2 separate regions of the Homo sapiens genome follow, and region 2 is linked to region 1. A link is an interaction called in ENCODE POLR2A ChIA-PET data of the cell type or tissue named here. Cell type or tissue: PC-9. All regions are shown on one strand. Links, peaks and the distances in the headings refer to the core of each region. The heading gives the core; the rest is flanking DNA. Region 1 overlaps HTR1D (5-hydroxytryptamine receptor 1D). Region 2 overlaps LUZP1 (leucine zipper protein 1).

Region 1 (16,376 bases), core at 6,470-14,469:
TAGCAAGACTATCTATTTTAAACAAAAGAAAAAAGAAAGAAAAATTAAAATGACAAGAAGATACCATTTTCACCTAGTAGAAAAGTACAACATTTTAAATCTGATCATGTCATGTCAGTTAATAAGAGTGTGGAGCTTGGGAGACTGAGGCAGGAGGACTGCTTGAGCCCAGGAGTTCAAGATCAGCCTGGGCAGCACAGTGAGATCCTGTCTCTTAAAAAAAAAAAAAAAGTGTGGGCCGGGCGCAATGGCTCACGCCTGTAATCCCAGCACTTTGGGAGGCCAAGGCAGGAGGATCATGAGGTCAGGAGATCAAGACCACGGTGAAACCCCGTCTCTACTAAAAATACAAAAAAAAAAAAATTAGCCGGGCACAGTGGTGGGCGCCTGTAGTCCCAGCTACTCGGGAGGCTGAGGCAGGAGAATGGCGTGAACCCAGGAGGCGGAGCTTGCAGTGAGCCGAGATCGCGCCACTGCACTCCAGCCTGGGTGATGGAGCGAGACTCCGTCTCAAAAAAAAAAAAAAAAAAAAAAGTGTAGAGCAATTTTCTACCACTAGTAGAGTAAAAATTGGAGAAACTTCATAAGCAAACAATGTGGTATTATTTCATAAAACTAAAGATGTGATGACTACCTCATGATTCAGCAATTCCGCTGCTGGGTATGCATGGCAGAGAAACTCTTCTGTGTTCACTAGAAGACAGCAACAAGAATGGTCCTAGTAGCATGAAATAGCAAACAACTAAAAACAACCAAACGTCCATCAACAGCAGAATGGTAGCATATGGCGTATTCCTATGATGGAGGGCTACAGAGAAGCAAAACAGAGTAAACCACAGCTACACATACCAAAATGGTGATTGTCACAAACAAGGCAGAGTGCCAAAGTCAAAAACACGCAAGAAGAAACAAACTGTTAGGGAGATAAATATATGTGGCAAAACCATAAGGAAAAGCAAAGAAATTATAAATATAAAATTCAGGATAGTGGTTACTCCTGGAGGGAAAAGGAAGAAGGAATATAATCATAAAGGGTTTTAAAAGTTTCAATTATGTTCTTTTCACGATCTCGGCTCACTGCAACCTCCACCTCCCAGGTTTAAGCGATTCTCCTGCCTCAGCATCCCAAGTAGCTGGGATTACAGGTGTGTACCACCATGCCCGGCTAATTTTTGTATTTTTTTTTAGTAGAGATGGGGTTTCGCCATGTTGGCCAGCCTGCCTTGGCCTCCCAAAGTGCTGGGATTATAGGCGTGAGCCACCATGCCGGGCCTTTTTGAGAAAGGGTCTCACTCTGTCACCTAGGCTGGAGTGCAGGGGCATGATCACAGCTCACTGCAGTCTTGACCTCCTGGGCTTAAGTGATCCTCCCACCTCAGCCTCCTGAGTAGCTGGGACCACAGATACACACTACCACTCCCAAGTGATTTTTAAATTTTTTTGTAGAGGTGGGGTCTCCCTATGTTGTCCAGGCTTGTCTTCAAACTCCTGGACTCAAGCAATTCTCCCACCTTGGCCTTCTAAAGTGCTGGGATTACAGGTGTGAGCCGCCATGTGTGGTCTTTTTTTTTTTTTTTTTTTTTTTTTTTTTTTTTTTTTTAGAGAGAGGGTCTTGCTCTGTCACCCAGATATAGTGGCACAGTCATAGCTCACTGCAGCCTTGAACTTCTGGGCTCAAGTGATCCTCCCAACTTGGCCTCCCAAAGTTGGGATTATAGGCATCAGCCACCATGCCCAGCCTGATGTTGTATTTTTTAAGTAGGTGGTGAGTACATTAATATTAATTGTTATTCGTGTGTGTGTGTTTGTACTGCTTTGTAGGGAATGATGTATTTGTGATTTTTCTTTCTTTCTTTCTTTTTCTTGGCGGGGAAGGAGTCTTCCTCTGTCACCCAGCCTGGAATGCAGTGATGCAAATCTTCGCTCACTGCAGCCTCCGCCTTCCGGGTTCAAGTGATCCTCCCACCTCAGCCTCCTGAGTAGCTGGGACTACAAGCACGTACCACCATGCCTGGCTAATCTTTGTATTTTTAGTAAAGATGGGGTTTCACCATGTTGGCCAGGCTGGTGTTGAGTTCCTGACCTCAGGTGATCTGCCCACCTCAGCCTCCCAAAGTGCTGGGATTACAGGCATGAGCCACCGTGCTCGGTAGTATATGTAATTTTTCTCAATCTATTTTGTATATTATGAAAAAGAACCCTATCACCAGCAATAATATATTGATACATTAATACCTATTGATAATTTTTAGTGCAGAAGATCTGCACTCTGGTCCCAGCTCTGCCACTGACCAGCTGGGTAACCATGGGCAAAGCACAGTCTCTTTGACCCTTAGTTACTTCCTTGGTGAAATGGGAACAAAAGCCTGGCTCTGCTGTCCGAAAGGAGTATTGAGTAGCGCCAGCAAGATCATGTATGTGTTGTGTTGTAAACAGTGGAGTCCTGAACAATTGTCATGATGCTAACAAAGAAGGAATACAGTGGCTAAGAGCAGGCATTCTCAGCTCCCAATTCCTACTGCTTCGCTTTCTTGCTGTGGCCACTGGGCAAATCACTTCACCTCTCTGAGCCTGCACAGCCTCAGTGATGGAGATGATAATCCAAATCTCACAGGAGTTTGGGGAGAACTGTCAATATCATGGAAACCAAACGCTCAATATAGTCAATGGTTTCTTTTTGTTTGTTTATTTATTTATTTATTTATGGATAGGGTCTCCCTGTGTCGCCCAGGCTGGTCTCAAATTCCTGGCCTCAAGTGATCCTTTCACCTTGGCCTCCCAAACTGTTGGGATTATAGACCTGAGCCACCGTGCCTGGCCTTGTAATAAAATGGTGACCACAAATGTGACTTCTCTGGTTCTCTATGGTGCATCCAACCAAATTCAGGTCTCCAGGCAACAACATCACTTCCCTCACCAGAAACAAAGTATCACTGCCCGTTTTGGTGAGAGATGTCTGCCATTGTCAGAAACCCAGACATACCAAGGAGCTTCCTCCCTGCCCACCCATTTTCCCAGGGGCCATGACAGCAGCAGCAGAAGCAAGGACCTTTCTCGGCCCCCACCTCCACCTCCAGGCCACAGCATCTCCCCTGAAGTCCAGATCACATGGACTCCAGCCACACCATGCCTCTCCCAGCTCTGGCATCTCTGAAGAGGGGTGGAAAGAGAAAAGCAGACAGACAGACTTATGACCCAATCCCAGCCTGTTCCAGAGACCACTTTTGATCACAGCTGATTGGACCAGGGTGGACATGTGACCCAAAATGAGCCAATCAGATTCTCTCTTGGGAATTTAGAATGGAGACCATGGGGAGCTGGGCTGGATAGAAGATGGGGGAAGATAAATCTGCAGGCCAAGGGTCCTGAGGCTGGAGTCAGGCTGCAGCCTTTACCAAAGCCAAGGAAGGTTTTGGGGGAATAGAAAAGCCAAAGGTAAACAAAAAGCAGGTCTGTAGAGAGGGGCAGGAGAATGGAGCAGAGAAAGAAGCTGAGGGAGAGGAACCACCTGTCCTGGGAGAGGAGAATGAAGGAGGCTTCCAGGCCAGGGAATACTCCTTCCCATCCCTGTATGTCCATGAGCGACCTTCTATCCAGGAAACCTCATTTGTACCAACTCATGTTTTCCCAGCTGAGCCAGTTTACACGGACACAGCAGCCTCTGAGAAATGGTAGTAAGACAAGGAACTTTCTTCTTCTTCTTTTTCATTTTAAGAGGCAGGGACTTCCTCTGTTGTCCAGGTTGGAGTGCAGTGGCATGATCATGGCTCTCACTGCAGCCTCGATCTCCCAGGTTCAAGTGATCCTTCCACCTCAGCCCTCCAAGTAGCTGGGACTACAGACACAAGCCACCATGCCCAGCAAATTTTCAATATTTTTTTGTAGAGATGGGGTCTTCCTGTGTTGCCCAGGCTGGTATGGAACTCCTGGGCTCAAGTGATCCTCCTGCCTCAGCCTCCCAAAGTGCTGGGATTAGAGGCTGAGCCACTGTGCCCAGCCAAGACAGGGGACTTTTGGTTCCTTCCCACCAACCAATCCCTACTGTGGGGTCCAAGTCCTTTCACCTCCTGGGCCCTTCTTCCTCATCTGTAAATTGGGATAATGACATCTTTCACCCAGAATTGTGATGCGGCTTCAATGAAGTAGGGAGAACATGCCTAGCACAGTGGCTGGCACACAGCAGGTGTTTTTTTAATTTTTGTTTTATTTTTCGTGGTTTTTTGTTGTTGTTGTTGTTGTTTTGTTTGTTTGTTTGTTTTTTGAGACAGAGTCTCACTCTGTTGCCCAGGCTGGAGTGTAGTGACCCAATCTCAGCTCACTGCAACCTTTGCCTCCCAGGTTCAACCTATTCTCCTGCCTCAGCCTCCTGTGTAGCTGAGATTACAGGCATGCACCACCACAACCGACTAATTTTTCTATTTTTAGTAGGGGGTTTCACCATGTTGGCCAGGCTGGTTTCGTACTCCTGGCCTCAAGGGATCTGCCCGTCTGAGCCTCCCAAAGTGCTGGGGTTACATGCATGAGCCACCGCACCTGGCCAGCAAAAGCTGGCCTCTTACAAAAGCAAAAGCTGGCCTCTTACAAAAGCTTCCTATCCAGGGCTCATTCAGCCTGCAGGAAGATCTGTTGCCTCCACTTTCTGAGGGCTCTTTAACTAAGTGAGTCATAAAACCTTGCCAGGAACAAAAAGGATGTATGGGTTTAATGTGTCCTTAGAAGCCAGTCTCATCTTTTTGGAAGAAAAAAATAAGGCTCTGTGATAAAAAGATTTGTTGCAGTAGAATACATCCCCCACACAGTAATTTGTGGCTGTTCTTTCTGTAGAAGCTGTGTACACAGATGAGTGAGCTCTGGATGGAGAAATCACTCTGCACAAATCAGGACAGGGCTTTATATTTTACAAAATGCACCCACAGGTGTTATTTCATCTCATTCTCTCTCCTGCATGGGACCTCCTACAGCCTCAGTTTTCTCCTCTGCAAAAATCAGGGTATCAAGTCTACCTCCCAGAGATATAATGAGGATTGGATAGAATACATGTGGGAAGAATCTGGAAAGTTTCTTTCTTCTTTTTTTTTTGAGACAGAGTCTCACTCTGTCACCAAGGCTGGTGTGCAGTGGGGCAATCTCGGCTCAATGCTACCTCCGCCTCCCAGGTTCAGGCGATTCTCCTGTCTCAGCCTCCGGAGTAGCCGGCCACCACGCCTGGCTAATTTTTTTATTTTTAGTAGGGATGGGGTTTCACAATGTTGGCCAGGCTGGTCTCGAACTACTGACCTCAGGTGATCCCCCACCTCGGCTTCCCAAAGTGCTGGGATTACAGGCATCAGCCACCGCGCCCGGCCAAATCTGGAAAGTTTTAACATGGGTATGGGTGTGTGTGTACGTGTATGCATCTCCCCCATCTCATGCTCTCTCTTTCTACCTGTATCTGAGTGCCAGTTTTAAAATCTAATCACTGTCTTGAGGTGTAAGCAAATCAGTCTTGCACCTCAGTTTCTCTAATCATAAAATCTGGAAAATGAGCAGGGCATGGTGGCTCACGCCTGTAATCCCAGTGCTTTGGGAGGATGAAGTGAGATCACTTGAGGCCAGGAGTTTGAGACCAGCATGAGCAACATAGCGAGACCTCATCTCTCCAAAATATTTAACAATTAGCCAGGCATGGTGGCATGCATCTGTAGTCTTAGCTACTTGGGAGGCTGAGGTGGGAGAACTGCTTGAGCCCAAGAGTTTGAGGTTACAGTGAGCTATGATGGTACCACTGCACTCTAGCCTGGGCAACAGAGTGAGCCCCTGTCTTAAAACAAACAAACAAAAACCTCTGTGAAACATAGAAAATAAAAAGTCACCAAACTTCCAGCCCAGTACTTCCATTCCTAGCTGTACATCCAAGAAAAACATGTGTGTACGTCCACCAAAAGATACATGCAAGAATTGTTCACAGCAGCACTATTCATAACAACCCCAAATTGCAAACTACCTAAACAAACATCTACAGTAGAACGGGGCCAGGCACAGTGGCTCATACCTATAATCCCAGCACTTTGGGAGGCCAAGGCAGAAGGACTGCTTGAGGTTAGGAGTTTGAGATCAGCCTGGGCAATACAGGGAGACCGTCTCTAGAAAAAAATGTTAAAAAAAATTAGCGCTTGCCTACTGCCATGTAAGACATGACTTTGCTCCTCCTTCGCCTTTCACCATGATTGTGAGGCCTCCGCAGCCATGTGGAACTGTGAGTCAATTCAGCCTCTTTCTTTATAAGTTACCCAGTCTCTTTTTTTTTTTTTGAGACGGAGTCTCACTCTGTCACCCAGGCTGGAGTGCAGTGGCACAATCTCGGCTCACTGCAAGCTCCGCCTCCCAGGTTCACGCCATTCTCCTGCCTCAGCCTCCCGAGTAGCTGGGACTACAGGCACTGGCCACCACGCCTGGATAATTTTTGTATTTTTTAGTAGAGACGGGGTTTCACCGTGTTAGCCAGGATGGTCTCGATCTCCTGACCTCGTGATCCACCCGCCTCGGCCTCCCAAAGTGCTGGGATTACAGGCATGAGCCACCATGCCCGGCCACACTCATTTTTTTCATGTGGAAAATGCGAACAATAACAGCACCAATGTCACATGACTGTCACATGAGTGACAGGTAGGTGACTTGCCCAAGATCACATGGCAGTTTAGTGTCCCTCTCAGCTCAGCTCAATGCTTCTACTGCCCTGTGCCACCTCTCCCTGCCCCCATCAAAAGGAGTATTTTTTTTGTCCCTTGATTCTGGGTTCAGCATGGACTCGCTATGGCCAACAGAATGAGGCAGAAGTGACAGTAAGCCAGTGCCAAATGTAGTCCTCTAGAGGCTGTGCATGTTTCTGCTTGCACTCTGTCATTGCCATCCCTGGGCTATGCGCACTGGTCCCTGCAGGGAGAGACAAGGACGTGGAGCAGAGCTGTTCCAGCCAAACCCGGCCTAGAACAGAGCCTCTCACACAACCAGCAGACACATGTGCGAGCCCAGCTAAGATCAGCAGAAATGCCCAGCCAAGGGTATCTATCCAGAGGAAAAGAAGTCATTATACAAAAAAGATACTTGCACATGCATGTTTATAGCAGCACAATTCGCAACTGCAAAATCATAGAACCAACCCAAATGCCCATCAATCAACAAGTAGATAAAGAAACTGTGATTTATATGATGGAATACTATCCAGTCATAAAAAGGACTGAATTAACAGCATTTGCAACTACCTGGATGAAACTGGAGACTATTATATTCTAAGTGAAGTAACTCAGGAATGGAAAACCAAACATTGTATGTTCTCACTGATATGTGGGAACTAAACAATGAGGATGCAAAGGCATAAGAATGATACAATGGACTTCGGGGACTTGGGGGGAAGGGTGGGAGGGGGAAAGGGATAAAAGACTACGAATAGGGTGCAGTGTGTGCTGCTTAGGTGATGGGTGCACCAAAATCTGACGAATCACCTCTAAAGAACTTATTCATGTAACCAAATACCACCTGTACCCCAATAACCTATGGGAAAAAAAAGTACTCAGCCAAGTTCAGATTAAATCAGCCAACCTCCAAATACATGATTTGTAGTAATAAATGCTGTTGTTTTAATTCACTGAGTTTGAGGGTAGCTTGTTACACAGCAATGCCAATTGATAAAGTCCCTTCATTCATTAAGTGTGTGTTTTTGTTTTGTTTTTGAGACAGTTTCACTCTTGTTGCCCAGGCTGGAGTGCAATGGCGCTATCTTAGCTCATTGCAACTTCCGCCTCCCGGGTTCAAGTGATTCTCCTGCCTCAGCCTCCCGAGTAGCTGGGATTACAGGCATGCGCCACCAGGTCCAGCTAGTTTTGTATTTTTAGTAGAGATGGGGTTTCATCAGTTGGTCAGGCTGGTCTCGAACTCCTGACCTCAGGTGACCCACCCTCCTCAGCCTCCCAAAGTGTTGGGATTACAGGCGTGTGCCACTGCACCTGGCCTCTCCATTCATTGAATGACTTGATTCTGTCCATTCTACTGCCCACACCTAACTGTGCCTTGACTCTTCTCTCCCCCTCCACTCCCACTGCCACTGTTCTGTTTCAGGAGAGTGAAACCATCCTTCTTGGCTTCAATGGTCTCCCAGCCTCTACCCCTGGCTCCTCTCCATTCTCTAACCATATCCCACCCAGAATCTTCCTTCCTTTCTTTTTTTTTTGAGATGGAGTCTCGTTCCGTCACCCAGGCTGCAGTGCAGTGGTGCGATCTCGGCTCACTGCAAGCTCCGCCTCCTGGGTTCACGCCATTCTCCTGCCTCAGCCTCCCGAGTAGCTGGGACTACAGATGCCCACCACCATACCCAGCTAATTTTTTTGTATTTTTAGTAGAGACGGGGTTTCACCGTGGTTTCGATCTCCTGACCTCGTGATCCACCCACCTCGGCCTCCCAAAGTGCTGGGATTACGGGCGTGAGCCAACGCGCCGGGCCCAGAATCTTCCTTTCAACTAACAGTCTGACCAGGTCACTCCCTTAAAATCCTCCAGTGGCTCCCACTGCACCTGGGATTAAGCCCAGGCTTCACAGCTTGGTTTAAGAGACTCTTCATGAACTGGTGTTTCCTTCCATCTCCAGCCCCATCTCCCAGCATAGCTGGCTGTGAACTGCATACTCCAGCAGCACAGACCTGCCTGTTCTTCTGCCAGTACCCTCCTGCCATACCCCAGGCTCCGGTGCTGTTTCCTGCTGATCCTTTGTCCCTGCTGTGTCCTCTGACTGGAAAATGTCCTTTCTTCAGTCCCCTGGCTACCTAATTCCAAGTCACCCTTCAGAGCTAGGCTCTGGTGTCTCCCCAGGAAGCCTTCCCTAACCTCCCCCCAAGCCCGGCTTGGCTCAGGTACCCCTTTCCTGAGAGCCTGCCACCCTAGCTCTCACCATATTAGACTGACTCTGACACAGTAACAGGAGCTCCTTGAGTGTCTCATTCACCCCTATAGCCCTGACGCCTGGCCCAGAGCAAGGGATCCATACCTGTCTATGAAAGGCTCCAGGAACTGGTGGGGAATGGGCCCTGAGAACAGAGCACACGCCTGAGAGGCAGAGGCCCTGGGCTTTAGCTTGGCTTTGCTGCGAACTTTCTGTGTGACCTAAGATAAGTCAGTTCCTCCTCCGAGCCTCAGTTTCTCCAACTTGAAAATGAGGTAGTTGGACCAGATCAGAGATTCTCTTGGTGAGCATCAGAATCACCTACCTTGAAGAGCTTTAAAAATACAAGTCAGGCCGGGCACAGTGGCTCACATCTGTAATCTCAGGACATTGGGAGGCCAAGGCAGGCAGATCACTTGAGGTCAGGAGTTCGAGACCAGCTGGCCAACATGGAGAAACCCCGTCTCTACTAAAAAAAAATACAAAAATTATCTGGGTGTGGTGTGTGGTGGTACGTGCCTGTAGTCCCTGCTAGTCAGGAGGCTGAGGCAGGAGAATCGCTTGAACCCAGGAGGCAGAGGTTGCAGTGAGCTGAGATCGTGCTACTGCACTCCAGCCTCGGTAACAGAATGAGACTCCATCTCAAGAAAAAAAAAAAATCTGTTAAAAACAACAACAGATATCTAGGCCTCACCCTCCAGGGGGCAGAGCCCAGGCACTGATTTTTGAAAACTTCTCAAGTGCTTCTAAGGTAAAACCAAGAAGAAAAACCACTGGCCTGGATGATACCTAGTTATCTTCATCACTGACAATTTGGCTACCTTAAAAAAGTCAAAGACAGGTGAAACCTGTTTTCAAGGCCTTTGCAATGCTTAGGGAAATAAGAGGCCCCCAGTGCCTTCCTGCTTTCAGCCTTGCACTGGATCTCTACAAGTCTTCAACAGGCAAGAGACCACCTCAAACAACCAAACACACTGTTAAAAGGCAAGAGCCTCTTTTTTTTTTTTTTTTTTTTGAGGCGGAGTCTTGCTCTGTCACCAAGACTGGAGTACAGTGGTGCGATCTCAGCTCACTGCAACCTCCGCCCACCAGGGTCAAGCAATTCTCCTGCCTTAGCCTCCTGAGTAACTGGGATTACACCATGCACCACCACACCTTGCTAAATTTTGTATGTTTTTAGTAGAGACAGGGTTTCACCATGTTGGTCAGGCTGGTCTCGAACTCTTGACCTCAGGTGATCCGCCCACCTTGGCCTCCCAAAGTGCTGGGATTATAGGCGTGAGCCACTGCACCCGGCCTGCAAGAGCCTTTGAAGTTAACAACTCACTATATTCGCCCATGCTGTGGGAAAGTGGGTAAAGAGGTTTTAAATTCTTACCATCTGGCCAGGCACGGTGGCTCATGCCTGAATCCCAGCACTTTCGGAGATGGAGGTGGGCAGATTGCTTGAGCCCAGGAGTTCAAGACCAGCCTGGGCAACATGGCAAAAGCCCATCTCTACAAAAAATACAAAAATTAGCCAGGTGGCTGGGCATGATGGCTCACGCCTGTAATCCCATCACTTTGGGAGGTCGAGGCGGGTGGAACACCTGAGATCAGGAGTTTGAGACCAGCCTGACCAACATGGTGAAACCCTGTCTCTAATAAAAATACAAAAGTAGCTGGGCATGGAGGCACATGCCTGTAATCCCAGCTACTTGGGAGGCTGGGGCAGGAAAATCGCTTGAACCCAGGAGGCGGAGGTTGCAGTGAGCCGAGATCATGCCATTGCACTCTAGCCTGGGCAACAAGAGCGAAACCCCATCTCAAAAGAAAAAAAAAAGAAAGAAAGAAAAAAAAAATTAGCCAGGCATGGTGTCTCAAAAGAAAAGAAAAGAAAAGAAAAATCACCAACTGCTCCTATCATTACTAACTGGGGGTGGGGGAAATGAATTAGTGCACCCATTTTACAGACGAAGAAACTGAGGTCCAGAGAGGTAAAATGACTGGCTCCCAGCCACACAGGTAATATATGGCACAGCTGGGATTGAGAGCCAAAGTTCAGAAATAAAATAGCCACTATTGGCCATGTGTGGCCATTGGGCACTTGAAATGTAGCCCCTGAGATGTACCTGGTTCAAAAAAAGAATGTAAAAAAAGAATATAAAATATCTCACTAATAAATGTATTAGTTACATGTTGAAATGGTAATATTTTGGGTGTAGTAGGTTAATAGAATATATAAAATTTTCACTTTTTTTTTTTTTTTTTTGAGACAGTCTTGCTCTGTCACCCAGGCTGGAGTGAAGTGGCACAATCTCAGCTGACTGCAACCTCTTCCTCTCTGGTTCAAGCAATTCTCCTGCCTCAGCCTCCTGGGTAGCTGAAATTACAGGTGCGCACCACCAGCATGCCTGGCTAATTTTTGTATTTTTAGTAGAGACAGGGTTTCACCATGTTGGCTAGGCTGGTCTCCAAATCCTGACCTCAGGTGATCCGTCCGCCTCGGCCTCCCAAAGTGCCTGGGATTACAGGCGTGAGCTACCGCACTCAGCCTAGTTTCACTTTTTAAAAATGTGGCTACTTTGAAATTTCCTAAATTGAAAAATCACATTTGTCACTCTTGTTATATTTCTATTGGTCAGTCCTGCTCTAGCAGTGGCTCTCAGTACAGGTGATATTACTCCCTAGGGCTCACATCAGGAGTCTGTCCTCAGGGAACTGCATTTCCAGGGAGGGGGTTGGGACAGTAGGGGGGGAGGGCGCTATGTGGGCATGGGGATGAGGAGGGGTCATAATGGCCCCAGTAGTAAAGTAGTGGCCAACATTTATTGAGAGTTTACTATCTGCCAGGCACTGTTCTAAGCTTCTCATGTATTAACTCATTTAAGTCTGACCGCAACCCTCTGTAGTCAATCCTATTATTATTATCAATTATTCCCACTTCCCAGGGGAGGAAAGTGAGGCTCAGAGAAATGGCTTGCCTAAGACCCCAGAGATAGGGCACTGTGGATCTAGGATTGGAATCTGGGCTTGCCCGACTCCATGCTCCACCATCCATAAAAGGTGCCAGGTAAAGTCAATTCCACTTCTTTCTTTCCACAAATACCTACCCCACACATTCAAGAAATCTGTACTGGGTACCTGTGATGTGCCAGGCTCCATCACTATCACCTGAGCAGGCCCTCTCTCTGACAGGCCTGGTGACGGCAGCTTGGCACAACCCAAAGGAAGGGGAAGGAAGTGGTGACTGGGCGCTTCTCACACTTGAATGTGTACATGCATTACCTAGGGATCTTATTAAAAATGAGGATTCTGATTCTGTGGGTCTGCAGGGTTTTGTTTGCTTGTTTGTTTTGGGACAGGGTCTCACTCTGTCACCTAGGCTGGAGTGCAATGATGTGATCTCGGCTCACTGCAATCTCCCAGGTTCAAGTGATCCTCCTGCCTCTGTTTCTTTAGTAGCTGGGACTACAGGTATGTGCCACCATGCCCGGCTAATTTTTGTAGTTTTAATAGAGACAGGGTTTCACCATGTTGGCCAGGCTGGTCTCGAACTCTTGGCCTCAAGTGATTCACTCGCCTCAACCTCCCAAAATGCTGGGATTATAGGCGTGAGCCACCACGCCCAGCCAGGTCTGCAGTTCTGACAAGCTCTCAGGTGATGCCTGCCACACGGTGGTTGTGTGAGGGGTAGCAGTAGTGTCAGCCCTGGGATTTCAGAAGGGTATCAGGGTGTCAGATGGGAAGGACTCTTAGGAATCATCTAGTCCGACTCCCTCATGATGCTGACAGGAATTGGGCTCAGAGAGGGCAAGACACTTGCTCAAGGTAACACAGTGTGTTACAGGCTGAGACCAAGTCTTCAGACTCCCACCAGCGCTCCTTCTACTGGCTCCTGCTTGCAACAGGAATTTGAGATGAAAGAGAGAAGGCTCTCAGGCCCATTTCACACTATATGCTTCTGGCATTTTCAAGTCTCCCCCCCAGCTCTCATCTGAGTTTCCACACCAGGTGAGTAATCCTGGGAGCCGACTGGCAGGGCTGACCATACTTTGCAAGAAGCCTTTAGAACTGCATCCCCCCTATACTGGAGCCCAACCTCTCTCTTCTCTTCTCCCCCAGATGCTGCACACCTGGGTCCGCAGAGAACACTTTGAGCTGATGGAGTGAATATTTCCAGGACAGAGGAGAAGCTATCTTCTCTAGACTGGATAAACAAGGTACTAACAACAGGAATTCATTTTCTTGAAACCAAACACCAAATTTGTTAGTGTTTACAGGATACAAACTTGCTATTCATCATCTGCTTTTTCTTTTGGGAGCCACAATACAGGTGTGATTCAGAGCACAAGCTTTGGAGCTAGATACAGCTATGGAGTCAGGTAGACTGAACTCACGTGTCAGCTCAGCCGTTTTTCTAGCTTTGTGACCTTAGGCAAGTTACTCAACCTCTCTGTTTCCTCATCTATTCAACTACAATATACTTAAAGCCTACCACATGTTGGCATGAGCAATGCAGATGTGGACTCTCCTCTTAGGAGGACTTACAATGGCCCTGGGGAAATGATCCTGCAATGAGGACCACAGATATGATGAGGATAACAGTGGGGCATGCAGGGAGCTATGGGAAGGAAAGTAGGGGGACAGGTAGCCTGCTGCAACCCTGAGGTTTCACTGTGAAAGTGGCTTTGAAGCTGAGCGTGGGAGGACAAATAAAATTAACAAGTGAAACTGAAATTTCATACCATGTCCCGAGTTAAAAACAAGGAATTAGCAAGTGAAGAGAAGCTGGGTCCAATGATACCTATTCCACAGGATTGAACCTTGGAGAACTCTTCCCTGCAATACACTCCAAATCCTTTTTATGTATGTATGTATGTATGTATGTATGTATGTATGTATGTATGTATGTATTTTTATTTATTTATTTTTAGGCAGGCTCACTCTCTCTGTTGCCTAGGCTGGAGTACAGTGGCATGATCATGGCTCACTGCAGCCTCAACCTCCTGAGCTCAAGCCTTCCTCCTGCCTCAGCCTCCCAAGTTGCTAGAACTGCAGGTGCACCATCATGCCTGGCAAATTTTAAAAAAATTTTTTTATAGAGATGGGGTCTCCCTATGTTGCCCAGGCTGATCTTGAACTCCTAAGTTCAAGTGATCTTCCTGCCTCAGCCTCCCAAAGTACCAGATTACAGTTGTGAATCATCATGCCCAGCCCCAAATCCTTTTCTACATTTCCTATTGTTTACCTATCCAGACATCACACAGCCCGGTCATTTCCTCTCATCCTCCTATTCACCTGGACTGAACAAAAGACCCCACCTCCAGCCCACCTCTTGGCTGAGACCTTTGGCTGCAAAAACACTGCAGTTCTGTCACTTCCTTGAGTCTCTGCGCAGGCTATTCCCTCTATCTGCTCATCTCCCCCACCCTCTCGGGAAGTTTCCTGGTAACTAGGGAGGGACCTGATCACTTCCCTTCTCTCCACGCCACTGGTCTTCTAATGTATACATCACACTGGACTCCCCTGGACTGGAATCTCTTGCTTACCCCACCCCTGTCTCCTTGCTGGACTTGAATTCTGGAAGGAAGGGGCAACTCATGCCATGAAGCCCAGTGCCCTGTGTGTGGGTGCCCATCCCTCTCACTTACCATCCAGCTCCAACTTCACTCTCAAGACCAAGTTTAACTCTCCCCTCTTTACTGAAACTTGTCCTCCTCCTTCTGCCCAAGTGGAGCCAGCCTCTCTCTGTGCCAACACAGTGCCTCGCGTTTAGGATTTGTAATACACATCTCATTATCCTGCAGTCCAATGCCTGTGGTCTGTCTCCCCATAAGATGGTGCATTCCCAAGGCAGGGATACGGCTTTGTTCATAGCTATATATTTTAGGCTTAATACTTACAGATGCTGAGATTTACTCAAAGAATGAATAAAAAAAGAATACTGACAGTTTCACCTTTCTTTGACCCCTCTCTCTGTACCTCTGGCCCCAAATATCCTTTGGTCATCCCTCCTTTATGTCCCACAGGGGCTCCAAACTCAAGCCACCTCACTCACAGCAAGCCCTCCTGAGTGCCTCTTTTTTTTTTTTTTCTTAAGACGGGAGTCTCACTCTGTTGTCTAGGCTGGAGCACAGCGGCTCAATCTCCACTCACTGCAACCTCTGCCTCCCGGGTTCAAGCGATTCTCCTGCCTCAGCCTCCCAAGCAGCTGGGATTACAGGTGCATGCCACCACATCCAGCTAATTTCTGTATTTTTGTAGAGACAGGGTTTCACCATGTTGGCCAGGCTGGTCTCGAACTCCTGACCTCAAGTAATCCACCTGCCTCAGCTTCCCAAAGTGCTGGGATTACAGGAGTGAACCACCATATCTGGCCAGCGCCTCCTTTGTAGCAGACCTTATCCTGTTCTTCCACACCTAGCCCAAGCTTTGAATTCTTCCTTACTCTCTTCCCCAGCACTTAACCAGTTATTTCATAAAAACAATAAGGGTTGGGAGGTCGAGGCTGGCGGATCATGAGGTCAGATCAAGACCATCCTGGCCAACATGGTGAAACCCCGTCTCTACTAAAAACACAAAAATTAGCTGTGCGTGGTGGTGTGCGCCTATAGTCCCAGCTACTTGGGAGGCTGAGGCAGGAGAATCGCTTGAGCCTGTGAGACAGAGGTTGCAGTGAGCTGAAATCGCACCATTGCACTCCAGCCTGGGCGACAGAGACAGACTCCGTCTAAAAACAAAACAAAACAAAAACAATAAGGAAGCAGAGGCTCACATATCAATGGCAAAGTCTAGGGTCTTTCTCTTAATAGGCCAGACCTTTCACTCCCCTACACATTCTGTATTCTCTCCCTTGTCTTCACTAAACATGTTTGGGGCATTCATGTCTTAGTTCAGGCTGTTCCATCTGCCTAGAAGAGCAATCTTTCCCATTCCCTTTCATACATATCTGTTGTACTCCTGTCTGCTTTCTAAATTTTTTTTGTTTGTTTTTTAGAGATGGGGTCTCATCATGTTGCACAGGCTAATCTCAAACTCCTGGGCTCCAGCAGTTTGCCCACCTGGGCTTCCCAAAGTGGTGGGATACAGGTGTGAGCCACGCTACCCAGCCCCTCTCTCTGCTTTCTGAGGTCCTTTTCAAAAGCTACCTCCTCCAGGAAGTCTTCCCTGGACAACTGAGTGCAAAATCTCTCTCCTTTAAGCCCTCTCCCGACTCCAGGTTTGTTTGTGTCTCTCATTGCCTACTGCTGGAAGTTCCTTGAAGATTTACCTATTTTCTTCCCACTCCAGTGTTCAGAGCACAGTAGACTGGCAAATAATAGGAAATAACTTCTCTTGTAAGGCTCAAGTAGGCCCTGGAGAAAGATCAGTATTTCCTCTTCTCCATTTAAAGTTTTTGGCTGGGTGCAATGGCTCACGCCTGTAATTCCAACACTTCGGGAGGCTGAGGTAGGAGGATCACTTGAGCTCAGGAGTTCAAGAC
Region 2 (16,376 bases), core at 4,566-12,565, 86 kb before region 1:
AGGCTGCAGTGAGCCATGTCCACACCACTGCACTCCAGCCTGGGCGACTGAGTGAAACCCTGTCTCAAAACAAAACAAAACAAAAACAAACAAACAAACAAAAAACACCTAGAAAAATTAAACCCATTTGCAATTTGCAAAGGAAAAGACAATCAGCAGAGGGCAACTCCAAGACAACCCAGATGCTGAAATTCTCAGACAAAGATATTAACAGAGCTATTATAACTAAGATCAATGAGGTAAAAGAAAATATGCTCAAGGCCGGACACGGTGGCTCATGCCTGTAATCTCAGCACTTTGGGTGGCCGAGGCAGGCGGATCACGAGATCAGGAGATCGGGACCATTCTGACCAACATGGTGAAACCCCGTCTCTACTAAAAATACAAAAATTAGCCGGGTGTTGTGGCGCGCGCCTGTAGTCCCAGCTACTTGAGAGGCTGAGGCAGGAGAATCGCCTGAATCCGGGAGGCAGAGCTTGCAGTGAGCCGAGATTCAGCTACTGCACTCCAGCCTGGCGACAGAACGAGACTCCGTCTCAAAAAAAGAAAAAAAAAAAAGAAAATATGCTCAAAATGAAGGGGAAAACAGTAAATCTCAGAAGAGAAACTGAAAAAAAAAATTTAAGTGGAAATTTTTGAACAGAAATACAGTATCTGAATTTTTTTAATTCACTGAATGGGCTTAAGGACAAAATGGAGATGACAGAGGAAAGAGTCAGTGAAATGTGGAAGCAGAACAATAGAAATGATTCAAACTGAAACAACTCTGGGTCATTCTCAGTCTCTAGAAAAACCACCCTCAGACCCTTTACTAAAGTATACACAGGGATAATTTTCTGTTATCAGAAAAATTGGTATCAGAGAGAAACAGAATAACTTGGGATCACAGAGTTTTCTAGTGGTCCTAAATTATATAGGAAGCAAGGGGAAAATAATTTTATTTTTCCTCCTATAATTGCTGAAGTAGCATTCAGGATTGTTCAGGAAAAAAGCCAGGAAGGATTTTAATAATTTTTCTGCCCTGTGCAGTCTCTTCACCAAAAAGCCAACATGGTAAACAGGCCGATGGCAGGATGGGGTGGGGACCAATCAGGGGGTATGGGGCTAAGGAAGTGCCAGCAGCTTGCTATGTATGAACCAACCTAGGTGGTTTTAAAAGCAGCTTCCCTGAATGCCATCACTGACTGAGTCGCTTCTCACATTCAAGTCACTTCATGTTGGAGTTCAGAACACTCCAGATAAAAGTGGAAGAAAAAACATAAGCTGCAGAAGACATGTCAATTTCTTTAAGGCCTGCCTTTTGCTCACTTCCCTCCTCCCAACCCCACTTGCCAACAAGAAGGAATGAAGAGAATCCAGAGCCAGTGATCTTTTCTGACTAAAGCGGGAAACTGAGAGTAAGACAACGCACCCTCTAAGTGTAGAGAAACTTGGATGGGGAGTGAGAAACCCGGGTGGCGGCCTCTAGTTCTACCACAGACATTGTTGGACCTCAGATGTGTCTTTTACACTTTCTGGGTCTCAGCTTCATCAGTCAAACAAAAAGGCCAGACTAAATGATATTTAACAATGATATACTATTGTCCTTTCCAATAACACTATGAATGACATCCTTAACCATGCTATCTCCATTTGCCCTTGTAGAAACTATAAACAGGTCCGAAAAGATCTAAGTAGAGGCATACCATTTGATTAATTGGAGTACCTCATGTTATATAAATTATTCAAACTTTTTTAATAATTTTCTATAAGTCTTGCCATTAATACTTAAATCGCATCAATAATAGATATTTCAGTACCTATCTATGATAGAGGACTGCTGTAAAATAATGTCTTTCAACTGAAAGTGCTTCTAATTCTCCCAGAATAACTTTTTAAATCTACGTAACCTTTAGGATGAGAAGGCAAATACTCTTATCTCATATGACAGATGAGCAAACAAAGGGACTTCTGAGACCTTTTTAGGAAGCTAGTAACAGACAAACAAAACTAGAATCCAGCAATCCCATCTCTATGTGTCAGGTTATTTTTCACCTTGCCAAAGAAACCTTACCAAAGAAGAGTATAAACAAGATCAGAATTAGAAAGAACTTAAGAACTTTTGTGCACTTTGGGAGTGCTTATTAATAAATAATTGATAAAACTAGGTTGAGATTAATGTATCTATTTGAAAGCTGGCACTCAAAGAACCGGCTCTGCTACTTCCTCTTTTTTTTTGGAGACAAAGTCTCGCTCTGTTGCCCAGGCTGGAGTGCAGTGGCACGATCTCGGCTCACTGCAACCTCCGCCTCCCGGGTTCAAGCGATTCTCCTGTCTCAGCCTCCCGAGTAGCTGGGATTACCGGTGCATGCCACCACGCCCAGCTAATTTTTGTATTTTTAGTAGAGATGGGGTTTCACCATGTTGGCCAGGCTGGTTCTCAAACTCCTGACCTCAAGTAATCCACCCACCTCAGCCTCCCAAAGTGCTGGGATTACAGGCGTGAACCACCACGCCCGGCCCTGCTGTTTCCTTTTCTAACCAGTGGTCTACAATTGAGACTAGGCTTCCTTGCCCATGTTTGTGAAGTTTAGCAACAGAATCACATCTAAAATTGTTATTCACCTACGGAGAGAAAGTTGGCCAAGGCCAAGCACAGTGCCTAAAGCCTGTAATTCCAACATTTTGGGAAGCTGAGGCAGGAGGATCACTCGAGCCCAGGAGTTTGAGACCAGCCTGGGCAACATAGCAAGACCCCATCTCTCCAAAAATAAAACCAGGCCAGGTGCAGTGACTCACGCCTACAATCCCAGCACTTTGGGAGGCTGAGATGGGAGGATCACTTGAGCTCAGGAGATCGAGACCAGCCTGGGCAACATAGTGAGACCTTGTCTCTTAAAACAATTTAAAAATTAGCCAGGTGTGGTGGCGTATGCCTGTAGTCCCAGCTACTCGGGTGGCTGAAGTGGGAGGATCACTTGATCTAGGAGACTGAGGCTGCAGTGAGTGGAGCCACTATACTCCAGCCTGGACAGAGTGAGACACTGTTTCATTGGCCAGGCATGGTGGTATATGCCTGTAGTCCTAGCTACTCAGTAAGCTGAGACGGGAGAATTGCTTGAGCCCACGTGTTCAAGGTTACAGTAAACTATGGTTTCATCACTGCTGGGTGACAGAGCAAGACCCTGCCTCCAAATAAATAAATGAATGAAAGAAAGTTGGCCAAATCAGAAGGTGTAAAAAAGTAAAAGACCACTGGACTGTTAAAAAAAAAAAAGGCAAAGAGAAGAAAAAAGAGAAAAGAAAAGGAAAAGAAAAGAAAAGAAAGAAAAGTTTGCCTGTGTGAAAGTGATAAGGAAAATGTAGAGTTGAGGATCAGTTTTGTTGTTATTTTTGTTTAATGAGGGTACTATCCTAGCACTGTCTGTCACATGTACGAGCTGCAAGTCTTAGGAGGTGCAAGTCACCCAAAGGTTTCGAATCTTTTTACCTTCACACTCAACTCAGAGAATGTGACTTCCCTTGTACTGACTGTTAAGTGCCCAGAGCATCAATCTAGAAGTTTTTTGTTTTACATGCATCTCATCTCCCTTAGGAGAAGTGTATCTCATCTCTTAAAATGGAAGATTAAAATGCCCTTCTATATACTTGGTGGTATCAGAAGAAGAATACTAAGCTGTACCTATTAGAGAGCCTGAGTGAAAAAGGTTTTCTGCTGCTATTTTAATTTGAAGGCATATTTTACAGGGTCACTATTATTTCTACCCCCTGTAACAAGTTTATTTCCATTTTATTGCTTCTAGGGAATTTCCCTTTGTCTCTATTCCACACTCTCTCTCCATCCTGCCTGCTGCCCTGGCAACATGCTATAAGGGAAAACCACACATGGGATTGAAAGTCAGATTATCTGGGTTCTATTCTAATTCAGTCACATATTACTTTAAGTGATTAAACTTCACAACCTCAGTTTCCACAACTGTATATAGAGATTACATCTAAACTTCATGGGACTGTTGTAAGGATTATATAAAAATATACATTAAATGCCTAAGCACATAATGCCTGAACGAAAATATACCCTACACATATTAATTCAATTTTCTTTTCATCACTGTACACATTCTTTTTTTTTTTCCTCTCTCTCTCTCTCTCTCTCTCCCCCCCCCCCCCCCACAATCAGGAAGCCCTGGGGGGGGGGGCGGGGGGGGGGAACACCTTGAGAAAGTAACTTGCCCAGTTACAGCAGAAATAATTTTAAATAAGTACTAAGAGAGGTGGATGGGTGGGGCCAGAGGTATAATAAGGCAGCATCCAAAAGGGCAAGGAAGATGCCCAAGTCAGAATAATCAGGCTCTGTGCCAGTTCTGCCTCCCACCCCTAAGCCCTAAGTTCCTTCTTGTAGCTATAACTATGTCTATCTCCTTCTTTTACTAAGTCACACTTGCCAACATGTCTCACGTCAAAGTCTACATTATTAAAAACAAACAGGAGGCTGGGCACAGTGGCTCACGGCTGTAATCCCAGCGCTTTGGGAGGCCGAGGCGGGCAGATCACGAAGTCAGGAGTTCGAGACCAACCTGGCAAACATGGTGAAACCCTGTCTCTACTAAAAATACAAAAATTAGCCAGGCGTGGTGGCGTACGCCTGTAGTCCCAGCTAATCAGGAGGCTGAGGCAGGAGACTTGCTTGAACCCGGGAGGTGGAGGCTGCAACGAGCTGAGATTGCGCCACTGCACTCCACCCTGGGCGACAGAGCGAGACTCCATCTCAAAAAATAATAATAAATAATAAATAAAAACAAACAGTCATGGTGGCTTGCGCCTGTAATCCCAGCACTGTGGGAGGCCAAAGTGGGTGGATCACTTGAGGTCAGGAGTTCGAGACCAGCCTGATCAACATGGTGCAACCCCATCTCTAAACACAAAAATTAGCTAGGCATGGTGGCACACATCTGTAGTCCCAGCTACTCAGGAGGCTGAGGCAACGAGAATTGCTTGAACCCGGGAGGCGGAGGTTTCAGTGAACTGAGATCACACCACTGCACTTCAGCCTGGGCAAGAGAGCAAGACTCCATCTCAAAAAAAAATTAAAATTAAAATTAAAACTCACTCACATTCACACACCAGGTAGTACAATGGGCAGTAGAATCCTGAGTTCTACTCTTGTCTCTCCAACTTACTAGAATAGTTTCCTCATTTGTAACACAGAAATGACAATGTGTCTTGACTACAAGATTATAAGGACCAAACAGAAGAATGTATGTGAAAGTACTTTGTACACAATAAAACATGGTTATTGTCATAGGTACAGTGGGTCTACCTTTGGCCAGTTTAGGTGTTAGGTTTTACTTTAAAAAGGCCTCAGTTCTACAATACTCTATTTCTGTGATCCAAGGCTGCCTATTTCCAGTTCAAGTCCTCTTCTTCCTGGCAGCTGAAAATTTTATATTGTCATCCTAATTTCACTTGATTCCCTGATTTTTGCAAGGTTCCTCAAATTTCTCTAACCAAATGGGCTCCATGTCTCCAAAATGGTAACTAAAGACCACTAGAACTGATCACCTCTACCTGTCCTTTTGGTTCTAATATTCTAAGATTCTTGGGCCTATGTTCCCAATGCACTTTGTCTGTATCTCTACTTGAGCAATTTTCTTAGTCTACTTTGCATTACAGGTTTATCTGACACCATCTCCTAAAGAAAAAGCCACAGGTAGGTTGTCCTATGTTGTTTTATATTCCCCGTAGCAATTAACGTGGAGCTTCACAAAAGTATTAGTTGAATTGACTTGATGCTAATTTCTCATTTTTTTATACTTACTATCCCTACTACACCATAATTATAGACCACCTTATTCTTTTGTACTGCCATTGGCCTGGTACAGTGTGAAATAAACAGTCAACATTTTTTTTAACGACCTGATGTGACTAGCTCTTTTTTTTTTTTTTTTTTTTTTTTTGAGACAGGGTATCACTCTGTTGCCCAGGCTACGGTGAAGTGGCACAATCACAGCTCACTATAACCTCGAACTCCTGGGCTCGAGCAATCCTCCTGCCTCAGCCTCCTGATTAGCTAGGACATAACTGAAAGTGAAAGCAAGTATGACAACTCAGATCTTAGTTTTAGCTTTAAAAATAACAAGCTATGGGTGTGACCTTAGGCAAACTGCTTCATTTCTCCAGGCCTCATTAAGATATCTCTTACAACTTTTAAACAAAGTCTGGAGAGGATGTTGAGAGGAATCAAGTAAGAATAAGCCCTTCTGAAAAACCCTAGGTTTATCTCTAGTATAGCACTTATCATTCTGTATTATAATTGTCTACTTGTTACTCTCCTGTACCAAACCCCGAGCTCCTGAAAGGCCAGAATTATGTATTTCATCTCTGAATCCAAGCATGTGCATAGAACGTGGCACACAGTAACAGTTCAGTAAATGTTCAATGGCCAAACTACTGAAAATTATAAGTGCCTATACTTACGAAGACTCTTATGTATAAATGGACTTATATAAACTTATAAGAAAGAATAATTCATCTCCCTCATGTACAACCCTTTCAAATAACATTAAATAAAAGTATTTTTCTTATTATCACCAGCTCAAGTCCAGGTTTTGTTTTTTGTTGGTAGTTTTTTTTTTTTTTAAAGACAGAGTCGTGCTCTGTCACCGAAGCTGGAGTGCGGTGGAGCAATCGTGGCTTCCTGCAGTCTCAACCCCCTGGACTCAAGCAAATCCTCCCCGCTCAGCTCCCAGAGTAGCTGGGACTACAGGGATGTGTCACCACAACAAGCTAAGTTTTGTAAGTTTTGTAGAGATGGGGTTTCACCATGTTGCCCAGGCTGGTCTCAAACTCCAGAGCTCGAGCAATTCACCCACCTCAGCCTCCCAAAATGCTGGAATTATAGACATGAGACACGGCACCAGCCTAGGAAGTCCAATTATTGAATGCCCAGAATCATCTGAAATTCAGGATCCCTAGAAGATATCCTGACAAGGGCCTCAGAAGTGCATGCCTCCTACGCTCTAAATAATATACCTCCTAATAAATAAATAAACATATATATATGGAGACAGGTCTCTCTGTCACCCAGGCAGGAGTGCAATGGTGCAATCATGGCTTAATGCAGCCTTAAGCTCCTGGGCTCAAGAGACCCTCCCACCTCAGCCTCCCAAGTATCTGTGCACCAAAATGCCCAGCTAATTTTTTTTATTTTTATTTTTTTGTAGAGACAGGGTCTTGCTATGTTGCCCAGGCTGGTCTTGAACTCCTGGCCTCAAACGATCCTCTTCTCTCGACCTCCCAAAGTGCTAGGATTACAGGCATGAGCCACTACGCCTGACAATAATACCTAATGCTTATACATTATTTCATAGTTCAAAGCACTTTCACATCCATACTCTCAATCCTTAATAATGACCCCATAAGGATATTATCAAATTCATTTTATATGTTGAAGAAATTGAGGCTCATATTTTAAATACTTTGCTAACCTAAGGCAAGCTGATATCAACTAAAGGAGGGCTTTCATATTTAGCCTCTCTTGCTTCAGTGCCCAAAAGAGGCAGAAACAAGAACACCACCATCTCCACTCCCCTGGCCTCTACAAACGAGGTGGATCAGACCACTATCTGCTATTGCTTTACTGAGCTGACTACCTCTTAAGTTTTTCTCGTCTCCATAAAAATCAGTTACCCAGAGTATTTTATTATGTCTTAAGCAAAAAATAAGACCAGCCCAGGGAGAAAAATCCCCAAGATTACAAACAACCACATTTATAAGCTGCTGGCTTATATCTTTATAAACAAAGCTAAAAAAATAAGGGGAAAACCTGCTCCAATGGGGAGCTGTAAACCCTACTGACCAAACAGCCCCTTGGCACTTAGGTAGGTAGTTATATACAGCTAATTTAGTCTGTAATAGTTTTTGTACTTCTTCAATAATTTGTACTGCCTATTGTTTTCTCCATACCATTCTAAATGCCTCAAGAGCAGAGATCACATCTTCTAGTTAATTTACATCTGTTCCTGTACAATGACCATATAGTACCCAAACCAAAATTGGTTTTTCTGGCCTAGAAATTTATATAAAGTCTTATCCAAATTTAAAAATTAAAATACATAGGCTAGGCACAGTGGTTCATGCCTGTAATCCCAGCACTTGGGAGACCAAGACAGAAGGATCACTTGAGGCCAGGAGTTCAAGACTAGCCTGGGCAACATAGTAAGACCTTGTCTCTATAAAAAATAAAACAAAATTAGTCAGGCGTAGTGGCACACACCTGTGGTCCCAGCTACTTGGGAGGCTGAAGTGGGAGGATAGCTTAAGCCCCAGAGGTCAAGGCTGCAGTGAGCCGAGATCAAGTCACTGCACTCCAGATGACAGAGCAAGACCCTGCCTCAAACATTAAAAAGTAGTCTGGGCATGGTGGCTCACGCCTGTAATCTCAGCACTTTGGGAGGCCAAGGCAGGTGGATCACCTGAGGTCAGGAGTTTGAGACCAGCCTGGCCAACATGGTGAAACCCCCCCTCTACTAAAAATACAAAAATTAACTGGGTGTGGTGGCGCACGCCTGTAATCTCAGTTACTCAGGAGGCTGAGGCAGGAGAATTGCTTGAACCCAGGAGGCAAAGGTTGCAGTGAGCTGAGATCATACCACTGCACTCCAGCCTGGGTGACAGAGCAAGAGTCTGTCTTAAAAATAAATAAATTAATTAATTAATTAATTAATTTTAAAAAGACTTTAAGTAATTGACATTCTTCAACTGAGTAACATTTATAAAATCAACAGTTTCTAATAAAGAAACACCAAAAGACACTTAACACCTACAATGGTGCCAGGCATACATTTGAGTGGGCACTCAATAAAGTTGTGCTGAATGAATGATAACTGAGAGCTTAAAATCCATTAAAAACCACTTAAGGCAGAATAAAATATCCAGGACAAGAGCCAAAAGAAATGACTAGAGACTGTCAAGTTAATTGGAAAAATAAGATTCTAAGGTAGTTCCACTCAAAGTCATACTTAGGGTACCACAAGTGAACACTCTGGATTCAAGCACCACATTATATGTACAGCCAGAGTGAATGCATTAGGGCAGTGACTTAGCACGAGGGTTCTCTCTGCTCAGACCAGCAGCATGCAACCAGCAGCAGCTTGCCCCTTCCCCCAGTTAGTCCCCATTACCAACGCCCTGAAGCCTAGTCACAGAACTACAGCAGTTAAGCCAGGCAGTACTAAAAGTTAGAAGGAAATGAGCATGCCACCTGACACTTTTCTGGCACAGGCTAAGCCGATTAGTTTAGGTTACAAACACAACTACAAGATTCCAGGACACTGAAGAAACTACTCTTTTTCTGCAAACTAAAAATAACTTATTAAAACGGGAGTGTTCTTCAAGTATTTCTGCCCTGCCAGCAACCCAAAGTTCCATTTCCTCAAATCCTTCTTAGTCTTATTGGATCCAAGTCTCCACACCTCCCCCATCTTCCCAACTCTTCATCCTAATGCTATGAACACAGTAAAAGACCTAAACTCCTTTCCTAACTCATGCTTTTAACGTTTCTTTTCTAATAAGCAATCGTGCAGAACTTCTATGGCTCCTGCCTTGTGTAGAACCACAACTGGAAGACATGCTGAGCTTCAGCAAAGAATAATGAAAAACAAAGAAAAACTGAAGGACAAGATGCAGCATGCTCGGGAAGTCAGCTAAATGCTTTTCATTCAGGCAGGAATAGAAGGAGCCTCACCTACCTAGAAGAATACAGCATAAGGACAAATGGTGTCTAGTATAGAGCTAGACTATACTTTATCACTTTAGAACAAAGCCATCAAGCGTGTTCTAGAGACAGACTCATGTCCAAATAGCTTTAGTATCCTATAAGAATCATTAGGCTGGCCGGGCGCGGTGGCTCACCCCTGTAATCCCAGCACTTTGGGAGGCCGAGGCGGGGGGATCCCGAGGTCAGGAGTTCGAGATCAGCCTGACCAACACAGTGAAACCCCGTCTCTACTAAAAATACAAAAATTAACCAGGCGTGGTGGTGCATGCCTGTAGTCCCAGCTACTCAGGAGGCTGAGGCAGAAGAATCACTTGAACCCGGGAGGCGGAGGTTGCAGTGGGCCAAGATCACACCACTGCACTCCAGCCTGGGCAACAGAGTGAGACTTTGTCTCCAAAAAAAAAAAAAAAAAAGCATCATTAGGCTATCTCAAGGTTGAAGTGACATTTTTCAGGGTTAAACAAACTCCCATCATTTAAGCCAAATAAATCAAGATTGAATTGCAGACTTTCTGGTCATACAGAGCTGAGAGAAGGACTCAAATCCTACTACTAGGAAGTGGAAATTCCAAGGAAGCTAGAAAACCCTGTCCTCAGTAGCTCTCCCTGCTCTCAGGCCCTGAGGTAAGCCAGCATTTCCTTTCCAAGGTCAAAAATTAACCATAGACTTTGAACATCTCTGTGCTTTGCAACAGCACCAGGAAAATGCCACAATGCTAAGCCACCCTATATAGACCTAAGACATTTGCTATTCTTGATTATTCCCAAGAGTAGTCACTTGGGATACTCATTAATGTACTTTCTAAAGATCCAACTTTCAAAGTAGTCTTTTCTCATTCTTATTTTTAACCTTTCACCATCTCTCTTTAAAAAAACAAAAACATTCAGATGTCTTAGAGCACTGAAGAAAAAGAAAACAAAAATTGGCTTATCTATATAATCTACACTCTCAGAAAAATTCCTCCTGAAAAAAAAAATTTTTGCCCTAAGACCACCCAAGGTACACACCATGGTAAAGTTTCAATGCAGAATCATGCTGTGAGCAAGAGCAAATGGAAAGCTGCAGCCCTTCATCAAACAGCATTAGAACCTTCCAAGATTCGTGAAATCAAAGAATATCAGAGCTGGAAAGATACTTAGGGTGCAATAATCTAGTCTAGCCTTTCATTTTAAAGATGGGGAAAATAAAGCCCAAAGAGAGGAAACGGAGTCTTGAAGCAAAGCTGGACCTAGGACCTAAGTGGCCAGACTCCCAACTCTGGTATCTTCTGCCACACCATACCTCTTCACAAGACTGACTTTAAGGGAGTCAAGTGGCTAAGGACAGGGTAGGCAAAAGAAAGTAAACATATGGTACCAAGCAAAGAAACCAACTCTCTGTGAATTCTCCTCTGTTGCTTTGTGGTGTGACTCAGGGAGAGTTATTCCTCCTCCATATGCCTTAATTTCAAGAGTTTTTCTCTTAAATATTTCATAATTTTACTAAGAAGCAAGATACAATTATCACTCATGCCTTAATGGTGCCTCCCAACCACTACACAGGTGAAGTCAAAAACAATCGACTACTAGAATGGAAAGACTACAAGAACCCTTAAACAGAAAGATTAACATCATTTTGGGGCAAGGAGGTACATTTTTTTAAAAGATTACTCAACTAGATGGCTCCACTGAAGGAATCCACATCACCTGACTTCATATTCTAGTATCTAGACTTCAAGGAAAATAAGTTCACTTTTCTGACTCTTGGTTTCTTTAACAGTAAAATGAAACCTACAGACTTTCGTTCATTCTAATGCCCTTTCAAACTCTAAATGACCTAACCTTGACAGGAGCCATGACAGTAAAAAAAAGGCAAGGTACGAAAGTGTTGAGCTTGCCCAGGTTTGGAGGTTTGCCCCATCATTTAAGCCAAATAAATCAAGCTTGAATTGCAGATTTTCCCATCATACAGAGCTGAGAGAGGGACTCAAATCATACTACTAGGAAGTGGAAATTCCAAGGAAGTTAGAAAACCCTGTCCTCAATAGCCCTCCCTGGAAGCTGGCAGATATGCTTGGGTATCTGCTGGCCTAGTCCTACGCATGAGTCCTAGCAGATATGCTTACAACCCGACAGTATCAGTGGCATCGTTAAAATTAAAATGGAGAAAACAGTGCATACTTTCTTCAAAAGTATGCCCACTAAAATGATGGCTGCGACCCCTGTAAGGATCTAGCTGGACCATCTGCAGATGGTTTAAATTTGCCATTGCTGATTTTTTTTCTATCCCCTACCTTGATATCAAGTATTTAGTGTCTTACTATGAAGTAAATCATATACTTTCTCAATATCCTATTCTCTTTGTTTTTCTCTTTCATTTTAAGTGCATGTTAGACATTTAAAGATCTATGAAAAATAAACTCTTAGTAACAGGTAAATAACTAGAATTTTCAATAAACACGGAAAAAAGTGTTGAGTGTGAGCAAGCTTTTTACTAAAGCACATCAGTCTATACAGCCAATTCAGCATTCTCCATTCAGAGGCTGCCTCTTCCCAGGGATGTGGCTAATAGTGAAAACACAAAATAATGTAAGGAAAGAGGACAAAGGTTTCATTTTCTGCTGTCTCATCGACACATCTTAACATGGAGGACACAGTATATCAGAGATTAAAGCCAGAAGTTAAATCAATGCAAAAGGAAATGCAAGCTCCAATGTCAATTATGAAAAGTAACGAATCTTAAATAAGCAAGTACTTGCCTGCCTGCCTGCCTGCCTGCCTACTAAGACTGGGTTGAAGATTATTTCTATCGACAAGGTTACAAACAGTAATTTTCAACACTTCATATGGATATACAATTACCTGGGTACTTGTTAAAATTACAGATTCCTCGGTACCATTTTCAAATCTTCTGATTAAGTGGATCTGTTACAGAGCCCACAGACTGTGCATTCTGATACAGATAGTCCACAGACTATACTTTTTAAAATACTGTGAAGTGTGTATGGGAGGGCGATCATTAGGTCTCCTGGACACATAAATATACGTCTTCTGGAATGGTATAACCCACAGTAAAATATGTGTTCCAAGGATGGCATGCAGGCCAATTTTTAACTGTACCAGACCCACTCCCCTCCCTTCTACCTCCTAAAGCAACTTCTGAAGTCAGTGCTCTCTCAACTCATATAAAGGGCCCTTCTAAATAGTGACTAAAACACACTATGTTGGCTCCTATTTTAGATCCTATTTTAAAACAAGCAAGGCCGGGTGCAGAGGTCATGCTTGTAATCCCAGTACATTGGGAGGATAAGGCAGGAGGATCAGCTGAGCCCAGGAGTTTGGGGCCAGCCTGAGCAACATAGTGAGACCCAACATACTTGCTTCTCCTGTTTTACTTCTCTTCATGGTTCTCAGTATTTCCTGAGATTCATTATATTTTATATTTACTTACACTCTCTCTCACTGAATGTAAGCTCTATTAGAAAAGGGGCTTCCCCACCACTACCACTATATTCCTAGAACCCAGAACAGTACCTGGCATATGACAGATGCTCCACAGAAGTTTAAATACGAAGAAGGCACCATTTTAGAAAACAAAATAAGTTCTTAGTCTTACACCCTGTTCAGTTTATTGACCATACTGTCAGCTGTACCTTTCATCCTGGATGGCCATTCTTGCTTTTGATGTTTACAGAATTCAGGAAAGTGAATATAGGTACCAGCCCAGAGAGGCTCTCTGCTACCTGACTTTCACTACTCTATGGTAATGTGCAATTTCTCCCGCAACTGAACTACAACAGAAGTTTAAATGTCTAGCCTACAGATAGATGTTTCCACATGCCTTAAACTCCACAGGAATGAGTTGTCTTTTACTATGTGAGAAGTCAAATGTAATGTTGGCAAATACCAGTGTGAGAGCTACAAGTTTCAACAAAAGCAGCACACTGTATATTGGCAGTCAAAATCACTTCGCTCTATTCTGCATTAGGTCAGCCAAACGCTTCCTGTCAAGACTCAGTAACTCTCACCATACATTTTTGTCTATTCATTGGTCTATGGGCAGTAATGTCTTATAAAGCACACATTACTAAGTGCTTTATATACATCACCCTATTCCTCAAAATAATTCTATAAGAGTTATTATTCTCATTTTAGAGATTACAAAATTGAAGCTCCAAGGCACTTAGCAATTTGCAACTAATAACTAATTAGCAGGGCTGGGATTTGAATTCAGGTCTACCTGACTTTAAATTCTTGGTTTTTTTCACTGTATTAGTTTAATTCTTAAGGCTTCTCCCACCACCTTCCACCCTCTGCACTAAGCCTGGCACACAGAAAACATTTGATATTTACTGAATCCATGAGAGTTAAAAAGGATAATTTAATTCAAACTCAAGGATCTGTCTAGGATCAAATTCTTCAGCTCCAATTTTAGTTTTGTTTTTTGTTTTGTTTTGTTTTGTTTTGAGACGGAGTCTCGCTCTGTGGCCCAGGCTGGAGTGCAGTGGCACAATCTCAGTTCACTGCAAGCTCCGACTCCCGGGTTCACGCCATTCTCCTGCCTCAGCCTCCCAAGTAGCTGGGACTACAAGCGCCCGCCTCCAAGCCCAGCTAATTTTTTGCATTTTTAGTAGAGACGGGGTTTCTCCATGTTAGCCAGGATGGTCTTGATCTCCTGACCTCGTAATCCGCCCACCTCGGCCTCCCAAAATGCTGGAATTACAGGCGTGAGCCACCGCACCAGGCCCAATTTTAGTTTTAAAAAGAAAAAAAGTGGCCGGGCGTGGTGGCTCATGCTTGTAATCCCAGTACTTTGGGAGGCCGAGGCAGGTGGACCAAGAGGTCAGGAGTTCGAGACCAGCCTGACCAACATGGTGAAACCCTGTCTCAACTAAAAATACGAAAATTAGCTGGGTGTGGTGGCACGTGCCTGTAATCCCAGCTACTCGGGAGGCTGAGGCAGGAGAATCGCTTGAACCTGGGAGGCGGAGGTTGCAGTGGGCCGAGATCACGCCGCTGCACTCCAGCCTGGTGACAGAGCGAGACTCTGTCCCAAAAAGAAAAAAAGAAAAAAGAAAAAACTTAAGTTCATTCAACTCCCTTTTAATTTTTAAAAAAGTGGAAAATACAAGTTTCTCAGTTAAAAAAAAAACAAACTGGGTTTATTCCAAAATGGAATCCATCATAACATAATTCATTACTATGGGAATTTGGATATAAAGCAAGTGAAATCATAAAAAGCAGCATAGCTTAGTGTACTAAGACATGGATGTGAAGTAAAATCTGAATTTATTAATAAGTTTCAGCTAAAAGAGATAAATGTACTTGCCTCCCCATCTAACAATCATGCTCTAAAGTTCAAATGTGTTAATGCTTATAAAAACACTTCATAAATGTAAAGTGTTATACAATATTAATTATTAGTGTTAATTGAGCCTTGAAGACAGAATAAAAGCCTCTAAGGCCAGCATTATTAAAACCCCATTATATTTGGAGCATTATAAGGTAAACATCTTAAACTCAAATTAGTTTATCCTTAAGAAAGAAAGGATGTGGCTTACCCATTACTAACCTTTTTATATGTCTAAGTGCTATGTCTCCAATTGGCACTATTAAGTCTCCAATAGCAGAGAACTGGGATACAGACCTCAATATATTGTTTCACTTTTAGAAGGATTATAACCCTGGCCTCATTGTGGGGGAGGGACACTGGGTTCTATAACTAGATAATAATTCCCTCCTTTCATGCTAAGGCACTTATCTATTCAGAACATTAGATGTCAGATCTGTAATACTGATAAAAAATATTCCAGATTATTTCTTCCAGCTATAAAAGCTGTGCTTCTTAGGCGGAGCCAATAAACATTAACAGCATAAGCCTATATATTGATTAGTCTTTCCTAAGCTAAAGAGAAAATAAACAGAAAATATGCAACAATCTTTAAAGGCTATAGCATCACTCCTAATGAATGTCACAAAGTGCATTTATCGATGACATTGCTGAGACTGATATGAAATGATAAAATATTTTTAAAGCCAGTGGATCTGGGTAGATAAGAGACTGTTTAGAAGCTACTGGGATTGTGTGTATGTGGTGGGGCATATTTTAAATAATGATCAAGATAGGACAATCTCATCATTAGACTCACCATTCTCTTATTTTCAGCCCTCAAAAATTAATGACCATTGCCTTATCAAAACCCAGATTATAAAGATGGCAATGAGGCCAGGCGCGGTGGCTCACACCTGTAATCCCAGCACTTTGGGAGGCCAAGGCAGGCAGATCACCTGAGGTCAGGAGTTCGAGACCAGCCTGACCAACATGGAGAAACACTGTCTCTACTAAAAATACAAAATTACCCAGGCGTGGAGGCGCATGCCTGTAATCCCAGCTACTTGGGAGGCTGAGGCAGGAGAATTGCTTGAACCGGGGAGGCGGAGGTTGCGGTGAACCAAGATCATGCCACTGCACTCCACCTTGAGCAATAAGAACAAAAACTCCGTCTCAAAATAAATAAATAAATAAGACAATGAACTTCAGAATCTTGCAACACATTTTAACATGCACATAGCCTTCTTATAATTCAACATTTCCTCCAATCCATCTCGCAACAAAATCCTCCAACTATTCCACTCCTACT

Evidence for each region. Peaks named below come from ENCODE experiments on the same cell type or tissue, not always from the same donor. Only the 100,000 strongest peaks of a DNase experiment are listed, where the experiment ranks them.
Region 2: POLR2A ChIA-PET joins it to region 1 with 32 read pairs; 3 of 35 experiments call an interaction of 5 or more read pairs at or near these places.

The regions. Positions count from the first base shown.
Region 1 is chr1:23,197,854-23,214,229 of GRCh38, forward strand. All of the region lies in intron 1 of HTR1D (5-hydroxytryptamine receptor 1D), which reads right to left. Among named protein-coding and RNA genes, the nearest start is that of HTR1D, 11 kb to the right of the region's middle. In PC-9, for the core only: a CTCF peak has its summit at 12,541; no DNase peak of the experiment used is centred there; H3K27ac peaks cover 1,728 bases.
Region 2 is chr1:23,113,341-23,129,716 of GRCh38, forward strand. All of the region lies in intron 1 of LUZP1 (leucine zipper protein 1), which reads right to left. Among named protein-coding and RNA genes, the nearest start is that of LUZP1, 47 kb to the right of the region's middle. In PC-9, for the core only: no CTCF peak of the experiment used is centred there; a DNase peak (open chromatin) is centred at 9,201; H3K27ac peaks cover 828 bases.